2 separate regions of the Homo sapiens genome follow, and region 2 is linked to region 1. Evidence: chromatin contacts called from ENCODE Hi-C data. All regions are on one chromosome and are shown on one strand. Each heading gives the region's core, a stretch centred on a gene start or an enhancer-like site at or near the end of the contact. The rest is flanking DNA. Distances are from core to core; before and after follow the strand shown.

The links. Hi-C counts contacts between places; a loop is a spot of excess contacts on that map. Pooled maps may share reads with other maps.
Region 2: a map of B cell shows a loop between it and region 1 (12-fold over the local background). The contact joins the promoter of MIRLET7A1HG here to the enhancer-like site in region 1. A Hi-C loop is called at or near these places in 1 of 168 maps with a recorded cell type or tissue (B cell), 1 of 37 single-sample maps with no recorded cell type and 8 of 50 pooled maps.

The regions. Positions count from the first base shown.
Region 1 is chr9:94,653,854-94,658,187 of GRCh38, forward strand. No RefSeq gene overlaps it. Among named protein-coding and RNA genes, the nearest start is that of FBP1, 17 kb to the left of the region's middle. Within about 2 kb of position 2,523, at least 9 of the 41 ENCODE cell types and tissues checked have a DNase peak (open chromatin) inside an H3K27ac peak, as active enhancers do; they include B cell, where a contact is called at or near this core.
Region 2 is chr9:94,163,759-94,168,285 of GRCh38, forward strand. It overlaps MIRLET7A1HG (miRlet-7a-1/let-7f-1/let-7d cluster host gene), which reads left to right and starts at 2,500. Exons shown (of 5, transcript NR_170278.1): 1 at 2,500-2,623. RefSeq lists an enhancer at 1,865-2,429 and silencers at 2,125-2,924, 3,155-3,224.

The sequences.
Region 1 (4,334 bases), core at 1,273-3,772:
CACTGCTACCCCTACGCTTGAAGTTTGCCAGAACCCCACACAGAGAGGGCAGAGTGGAGGAGCTGCCTGTCAGGAGCCAAGATGGCAGGTCGAGGGCTGTGGCCAGTCCAAGGTACCCCTGAGGGCACCAGAATAAAGTGTCCAGACTCGCTTTCCCTCTGAGGCTGTGCACTGACTGAACCCAGCTGGCAGCCCTGGGGCAGGGGAACCCTTGATGCCGTCCTGCGGGTCAGCCTCCCAGGGCCTCGAGCAGGTGGAGAAGGATGGAAAATGGACCTGGAGGTGCAAACAACCAGCACAAGTCCCAGAGCACAGTCCTCAGAGCTGGAGCCCCTCTCCAAGGCCCATCAAGAGCCATCTCCATAGTCCTCCAAGAGGACTGCTGTCCATGTACCGCCTTCTTGGAACAGAAATCAGAGAAGTCAGAGTTCTTCTCCATGCGAGTACTGACGAGTGGGTGCGCTGAGACTGAGTCATTGGCTAGAGCAGGAACTGGTGGGCAGTGATGCTGGGGAAGGAAGTACAGAGAGGACATGTCAGGTGGTCACCAGCCCAGCAACTCCCCATCACATGTGCCTCAGCACGTCCAGCCTAAGGGAGGGAGGGACAGTCGACCCAGACCTTGTCAGTCCACAGGCTGGAGGTAATTGAAATCCAGCCACTTTGATGGCAACTGCTATGGCCCTAGTCCTGTACTATAAAGCAGATCATCTGAGAACAAGAGAGCTCACCCAATGTCCATTTCACCTTGAATAAAATCTGGAGGCTGTGGCTCTGCTTACCCTCAACAGTCAGCTAGGGGCACTTCTCCAATGACACACCCCATGTCCTTAGACTTCCTCAGTGGCTCAATGTCTAACATGAGGAAGCGAGAACATGGACATCCCAACGCTTGTGTAATTGTAACGACTGTCTGCAAAGCACTTCAGTGTTCCCAAATGGAAAGATTCCCCGGAAGTAGAAAGAGCTATTATTGTCCATTATGAGCATTCTTTCTAGAATCTTCTTCTTTCTACCCTCAACTGTGGCTTTTTAGACTAGCAGACATCTGCCAAAAGCCACTAACCCAGAGACACTGATTCTATCAAACAGCACAGTGGGACAGTCACTCTCCCAACTTTCTTTCTTTTTCTTTTTTCTTTTTTTTTTTGAGACAGAGTTTCGCTCTTGTTGCCCAGGCTGGCGTGCAATAGTGCAATCTCGGTTCACCGCAACCTCCACCTCCTGGGTTCAAGCGATTCTCCTGCCTCAGCCTCCCGAGTAGCTGGGATTACAGGCATGTGCCACCGTATCCAGCTAATTTTTGTATTTTTGGGAGAGACAGGGTTTCTCCATGTTGGTCAGGCTTGTCTCAAATTCCCCACCTCGGGTGATCCACCCACCTCAGCCTCCCAAAGTGCTGGGATTACTGTCATGAGCCACCAGGCCCGGCCCCCAACTTTCTTAATAATTAAATCCAATCTCTTGCTAGACAGACTTTTTTGTTGTAGTGCCAAGGCTGCTTGAAATTTTCATTTTGCTGTCTAATTTGCATAAACTTGTAATCAATAAGTTTTTGCCCTATACTTGGCCCCTACTCCTACCGTAGTAAAATATTCGATGCATATTTTTCATGGAAATATTGAAGAAACATACATTCTCAGACAAGAAACATCAAATGTGGCCATTGCTTTTGTACCACTCAATATGCAACTCAGACTGGTTGAAATTTAGACCAAATGGTAACATCCAGAAGAAGATAGGACCACAGAGCTAAGGAGGGCTGCAGTGGGCTGAATATGGTGCCACTGCCCACAGTGTCCACCCAGAATCTGGGATGGTGGCCTTATTTGGGAAATGGGGTCTTTGAAGATGTAATCAAGTGAAGGCTGTTGCCATGTGATCATCCTGAATTACCCAGGTGAGCCCTAAACCCAATTACAAGTGTCCTCACAAGAGAAAGGCAGAGAGAGATTTGAAACACACAGAGCAGAAGGTGATGTGGAGGTGGGACAGAGACCCAGCGAAGCAGCCACATGCTGAGGAGCGCCTGGAGCTGGAGGAGGCAGGAGAGGACTCGTCCTGAGCCGTCAGAGGAAGGACAGCCCTGCCGCCACCTTCATTTCAGACTCGGCTTCCAGAACCGCAGGAGGACACAGTTCTGTGGCTATGAACCACCCGATTTGTGGTGCTTGGTTATGGCAGCCACAGGAAATGAATACAGAAACTATTCAAATCCCCTGGTTGAATTCCTTTATTTTACAGATGAGAAAAATAACAGCATTCGCAAGCGACACACAGTTTATGAAATGTTTTCACAGAGTGACCATGTTCAGTCTTCATAGCAATTCTGTGAGGTGGTAGTTTCTGCCTGTTAAAAGGAAAACTGAGGCAAACTACATTTAACAGAGTTTAATTGAGCAAAGAATGATATGGGAATCAGGCAGCCCCCTGACCAGAAGAGGTTCAGAGCGTCTCTGGTGCTGCCGTGTGGTGAGAGTCTTTACGGGCAGAGAACGGAAAGTGAAGCACAGAAAACAGAAGTGAGGCAGAGAAACAGCCTGATTGGCTACAGCTCAGCGTTGGCCTTACTCGAACACAGTTGGAAGACTTGGCCACCTGTGAGTGGTTGAAGTATGGTTGCTTGTCACAAGAGTAGGTTACAGCCCCTTTCACATCCAGTTAAGTGACAGTTCCCTTTGTGCAGAGAAGCCTTTAGCCACACAGGTCCCAAATGTAACATAACATTTGTTACACTTAAAATAAGTAAGGAGGCAGCTGTAGGCTAAATTTAACATGCCTGGGAGGAGGGAACTGAAGCTCAAACCAGAAGCAGCAGATAGATGGGTCTGCAAATTTCATGCGTTTTCCACCAGATCTCTGCCTGTGGCTCAGAGAGGTGTGGCAGCACAGCTACCTCACACAGCTGCTGAGAAACAGGCTTGGATACAGGTCTTTTTTTTCTCCCCACTTTTGCTTCAGATCTCTACCCAGGTATAACGAGCTGCATCTCAAGGTCAGAACGACTGAACAATAAAGAGGTTGGTTCAACAGATGACCTCAAAACTCATAACCTACATCCCGAAGCTAAAGAAAAACTTACGTCTCCAAAAAGAGGTGTAGTTAGCTGCAGGTTATTTGAATGAGCAGCACATGCTGTGCATTTGCTTTAAGATTCTCCAAACACGCAGAAAGCCAAGCTAATCCTCAGCGCTCCCATGCCAATCTGGTGTGGGGACCCTCCACTCCAGGCTGCCTTGTAGAATGCCTTATTGATGTGCGGCAAGGGGCACCCCATGAAAGTCCCAACAGCTCTGAAGGTAATGAGCAAATAATCCAGTTGAGCAAGCAATCAAAGAACAATAACAATTGTCTTGTGACAATACCCCCCAGTTTGTAATTAGTTAGCTTAAATTAGTTTAAATTCACTTCATTTGGAAGATTTTGCCTCTGAGGCAGGCCAAGGCTCTCTTTCAGAGGCCAATTAGATTAAATTAGAAGTGGCACATTAGCTGGGGAGACTTCATTCATTTTGGGTTTTTGCAGCCTTAATTATGATGCAGACACAGCTGGAGTCATCCTTTGGAGGGTTTTCTTGCTTCAGCAGGCACTGGAGGCGACTGGATTCCTGGGAGAGGTGCTTTCAGTGGCGTGTGTGGCCAACCAAGCCACCCAAGGCTACTTTGTCACCAGATTCTGCTCTTGGCCCATTCCCCCAGCTGCTGTGGGAGAGTCACAGGAAGTGAGGAATCCTAAGAAGATCTTCCTTTTTCAAAACAGCTTCATCAAGGTGCAATTAACAGACAAGAAACTGCACACACTGAAAATACACACTTTGGTATGTTTTCACATGTCTATACCCATGGAACTACCACCACAATCAGAATAATAAGTATATTGAAGGAAATGAAAATATTTCACTCCAAAATATACTTTTTGGCATATTTTAAGATGGCTATTCAAAAGGGCTAGAAATCCAAGAATAGCTGAAAAGCTGTCTTGCTGGGGGAGGTTTGCGTCCATAGAGACCATCTTTGTGAGCCAGGCCTCCTCTTCTGCCCCTGCCATAAGCTGATTTGTCATCTTTTTTTTCTTTTCTTTTTTTTGAGACGGAGTCTCGCTCTATTGCCCATGCTGAGGTGCTGAAGTGCAGTGGTGTGACCTCGGCTCACTGCAACCTTTACCTCCTAGGTTCAAGCGATTCTCCTGTCTCAGCCTCCCGAGTAGCTGTGACTACAAGTGCATGCCACCACGCCCAGCTATTTTTTTTTTTTGGTATTTTTGTATTTTTAGTAGAGACAGGGTTTCACCATGTTGGCCAGGCTGCTCTCGAACTCCTGATCGCAGGTGATCCA
Region 2 (4,527 bases), core at 1,250-3,749, 490 kb before region 1:
GAACAGCCTGTGGAGGATCTTTGTATGTTTGTCCTGTTATTTTCTAGGCATAAATTCCTAGCAGTGGCAAAATGCTGGATTAAGGAACACTTTCAAAGATTCCGATTCTTGCTGCCAAATTGGCCCCTAGACTTGCAGAAATTTATACTAATGCCTCCAATGTTTCCTTCTACAATGCCACTGATCAACTAAGAGATAAGAAAGCTTTCATTGTTTAAAACTTTGTCTTTATTTGATTACTAGTGAGGATGAGCATCTTTTCATATTTATTGGCCATTTTCTTTTGTAAATTGTCAGTTCACATCCTTTTTAAACAGTCCATATTTTAATAGGAGTGTTCACTTTATCCTATTGATTTGAAAAAAAAAATCCACTTTATTAAGGATAACATATTAGCAAATGCTTATGTAGTACTTATGTGTACCAAGCACTGTTCTTAGTTCTTAAGATGTTTATATTAATCTTTTCAACAGCCTGTAAGGTAAGTATTGTTATCCCTATTTTATAGATGAAGAAACTGAGGCACAGAAAAGATATACAATTTGCCCGGTACATAGTTGTACAGCTAGGAAGAGGCAGAACTGGGATTCACACTTAGTAGTCTGGTTCCAGATCCTTGCTTTTAACCACTGGACATTCAAATTAATGTTTTGTCTCTTAGAGATTTTTTTAGACTTTTACAATATTTCCAATTTTTGTCTTTTAACTTCAAAGTTTTTAAAATTCAGTTTTCATTTATATTGTCAAATCCATTAACATTTTCCAAATGGATTCTACTTTAGCGTCATTTAGTTGACCTTCAAGGGTAAAAAATGAAGCACAGATAGGAAGGTAAAGGGTAATGTATGTCATATGCACTTTTGCAAACTCACCAAGAAGTTTCCGATGAACATATGAAGAAAATGTCAGAAGGGCTCATAGTGCTATAAGGCTTCTTATTTCTTCTAAAACACACTGGCCCACCAGCCTCTACTACCAACCTCTAATTGAGGCTCACAGTACCTCTTAACTCTGATATCCAACAATATCCTGGTTTATTTGCTAATGCTTTCTTCCCACCTCAGCCTACTTCATCATTATTAGATATCATTTAATCCTACCCTACTGCTGTGCTAGGTACTTGGCATAGACAGGAACAAAACAGTTTCTGCCCTTGAAGAGTTCCACATCCCCTGCAGCATAACCACACTCTTCCCCTGAACTGTACTCGATCTAGCTCTGGGGCCTGCTCTCTCCTTTCTCAATATATCTTCTAACCTCAAGAAGTCCTCCCCAAATCCTACCCATGGCTTAAGCTCAAGTTTCCCCCCCTCTAGTTTCTTGTTCACTTTAGCTCACAAAATAAAGTCCCCATTAAAAACAAAACGAAACAAACTCCTTTGGCACTTATTGCATACACTAATATGAGTGCTAAAAGGGGAGCTGATACCACCACCTAAGATCATAAATGTAAACGTACAGCATGTCAAGTACTATTTCCCATAGTTCTATTACAGACAAGGACCCACTTTTTTAAAAGTGTTGCACAAAGTCACAATGAATTACAAAAAGCAGAGCTACAGCCCAGGTCTTGCGGTTCCCAGCCATAAAATCTTAAAACTGGCAGAGACCTCAAACGACACCTTAACTAGTGATTTCAGAGTCCTAGCATGTGAAAGTTGTAATGGGGATGGAGGAACTGGGCTTTGGATTAATTTTAAAACAACAAAATCAAGGATTGCTTTGAAAAACATTTGAAGACAAAAATCTTCAAAACATGGGTTGGAAAAGATAACAAAAAAAAGCTCAGGGAGGCTGAGGTGGGAGGATCTCTAGAGTCCGGATGTCGAGGCTACAGTGAGCCGTGACCCACGCCACTGCACTCCAGCCCTGGAGAAAGAGCGAGAGACCGTGTCTCGAAAAAACAAACAACAAAAAAACCCTCAGACCCCAAAACGTCAAGGAATAAAAGTAAAAGGTTGGGCGGACACAACTCCTCCATTTGACAGATGAGCAAACTGAGGCACAGAACTCCAGGAGGCCTGGCCAAGGCCTCCTGGAGGGAACAGGGTCAGTTGACGGAAAAGAGCCAGAGGCTGCACGCTGGACAGCGTTCGGACCTTCCGGGTCGCGCACGTGTAAATTGCCCCCAGGAGCCTGAGGGAGCAAAGCAGCCGCCCCGCCCCGCGGGCAGCGCGTTCAGCGGCCACGTGACACAGCCAGCCCATCACGCGCAAAGGGCAGGGCCTGGAGGACACCACCCCCGCCACTCTCTCAGCCCTCCACTAGGAAAGAAGGAGATGGTATTGGTGGGCGGGCCAGACCCGCCTCCCCCACGGTGGCCACCCCGCGCGAGGCGGGCCCAGCCGCCGCCCTCCAGTGAGGGGACGGACGAGCTCAGCTAGGCCAAGGCGAAAGAGCGACGCGCACTTCAATCAGACGGCTTCACCAATGGGCTTGCGCGCTTTCCGCGGCGCCCGCCCCTGCATCGGCCTCCCGGCGACCGCGCTGCTTTCCCTCAGGCCGCCGCGGCGGCGCCCGCCCGCGCCTCCATCCGGGTCCTGGCGCGGTGCTCTCCCGGCAGCGACGGGCGCGAGGGCCGGGGCATTCCCACGGCCGCGACGGCCCTCTCCGCGAGCGCGAGGTGGGTATGGCGGACGCGGCAGCGAGCGCGGGTCCGTCGCCATTTTATTTCGCGGAGACTCGCGGCAGCGGGTGGGCAGAATGGGAGAGCCGTGCGCCGGCCCGCGCCTGTCCGGCTAACGCGGGCTGGGACTGGTGGGGCGGCCTGCCCCCTCCAGCGGGCGGGTGGCCCCGGGGGGCCGGCGGGCTGCTAGCGGAAGTCGCGGGCGCTCGGGGCACGGGGGAGGGGTGCCGCGTGGCCGCCGCGGGGCCGGCTCCAACCCCCTCCGCTTCCCGCCCAGCTCCTCACCGACAGGGCGGGGGAGGGGGGGTCATTCTTCACATTCCTTACCCCGCCCTTCCCCCCGCTTCAATCAAACTTGGGGCGGGCGGAAGGCCCGCCTTCCGGCCGGCGCCTGTTGGCCGGCGCCGCCTCTGACTGTGGCGTGACTGGTTGTAGGCGCCGCCAGGTGCCTCTGACGTCACTTCCGCTATCAAGTTTGTGGGCCGGGGAGACCTTGGCCTTGGGGGTTGGGATGAAGGAGGGAAGGTAGGAAGTGCGAGGGGCGGGGGGACAGGGCGGGAAGGCGCGGGCGGGGAGGGCGGGAGAGTCGTGGCTGGCTGCATGCCCCTGCTCCCCGCGGCCAAGTGCAGCCTCCCTTCCTGAAGCAGCTGCTGCGGCTGGAGGTCCGCTGCGGCAGCCGTCCTTGGCGAGGGGGAGGGGAACGCGGGAGCGGGAGGAAATCGTATCCCGGGGGACGGGGCTTGGAGATTTGCGACTCGGTGTCACCGGAAACAGCGCTGGCCTTTTGAGTCGACGCTGCAAACTCTTGGAACCGAGTGCCTCTCAGAAGGCTTGCTAATAAACTTCCCGGGCGGGCTCTAGTGTGAGGAATGTGGTAACCTGTATGTCCTTGGCCAGTAATGCCCTTCGGTCTTTCAACTTTTTACAGTAGATTCTGTGTCAGAGGTAATGGTATGTATTCTTCAACTTACCGGTTTTTAAAAAATTGACTAACGAGAGGGCGGGCAGACAGGAAAAAGGCAGGGAAGACAGTGAATGTTAAAATTTTGAGGTAAATCAGGAGACTGGTTGAGTTTTGCTTTTTAACTTCATTGATAATACTGCTTTCTTGGCATACAGTTCCTAAAGTTAAAGCATCATGTGGCATTCCTTTGCATTTATTTCTGTTGGCCTGAAGTATAAGAACATTGAATGTCAAATTCCAAATTTATGTGTAGTTTAGGAAATAATTGTTTATATCCAGAATTCTTTTGGTGTTTGGCGGGGTCTGGTTTTATTTACTGTATATTCGGGAAGTATGTGTAGTTAGGGAAGTAAAAACTTGGAAGTTACTTTGGGTTTTGTGAGAATGTTTGATTCATTATACATATTTGTTAAAAGTTTACTTTGAAACTTCAACTTTGAGAATAGACAAATTTCTTGACGTCCTGTAAATTCAGTGGTATTATATAGCATTTTAAAATTTATCACTTAGGTGCAATTACAGTGTGAGGGGAAAAGTTAACTTTTTTGAATAGTTACATTGCAGTGACAGCAAGAGAGTATTTTTATGTGTAGACAGGCTGTGGGTTCCCCTCACTTAAATTGAAGCTCTGTTGAACTTGAGACACTTAAGAATCTTGCAAGTGTGAAAAGTGGAGTGAAACAAAACCATTTCTAAAACGAAAATGTGTAACTGCGTTCAGTTTTACACAGTGAAGAAATAAGTATTAAACAAGTTAGTCTCAAACGTTTATATCTTAAGGTCATTTTATTCCTGTTATCATTAACTAGACATATCTTGGTTTAGAGAGCAGCACACAAGACATTGTGTACTTTTAATAGCTAAGATAGTATAATAACTACTCATATGGGAATTACCGAGTGTTAAGAGCGCCAAACTAGTGTTTCAAACTGTAGGT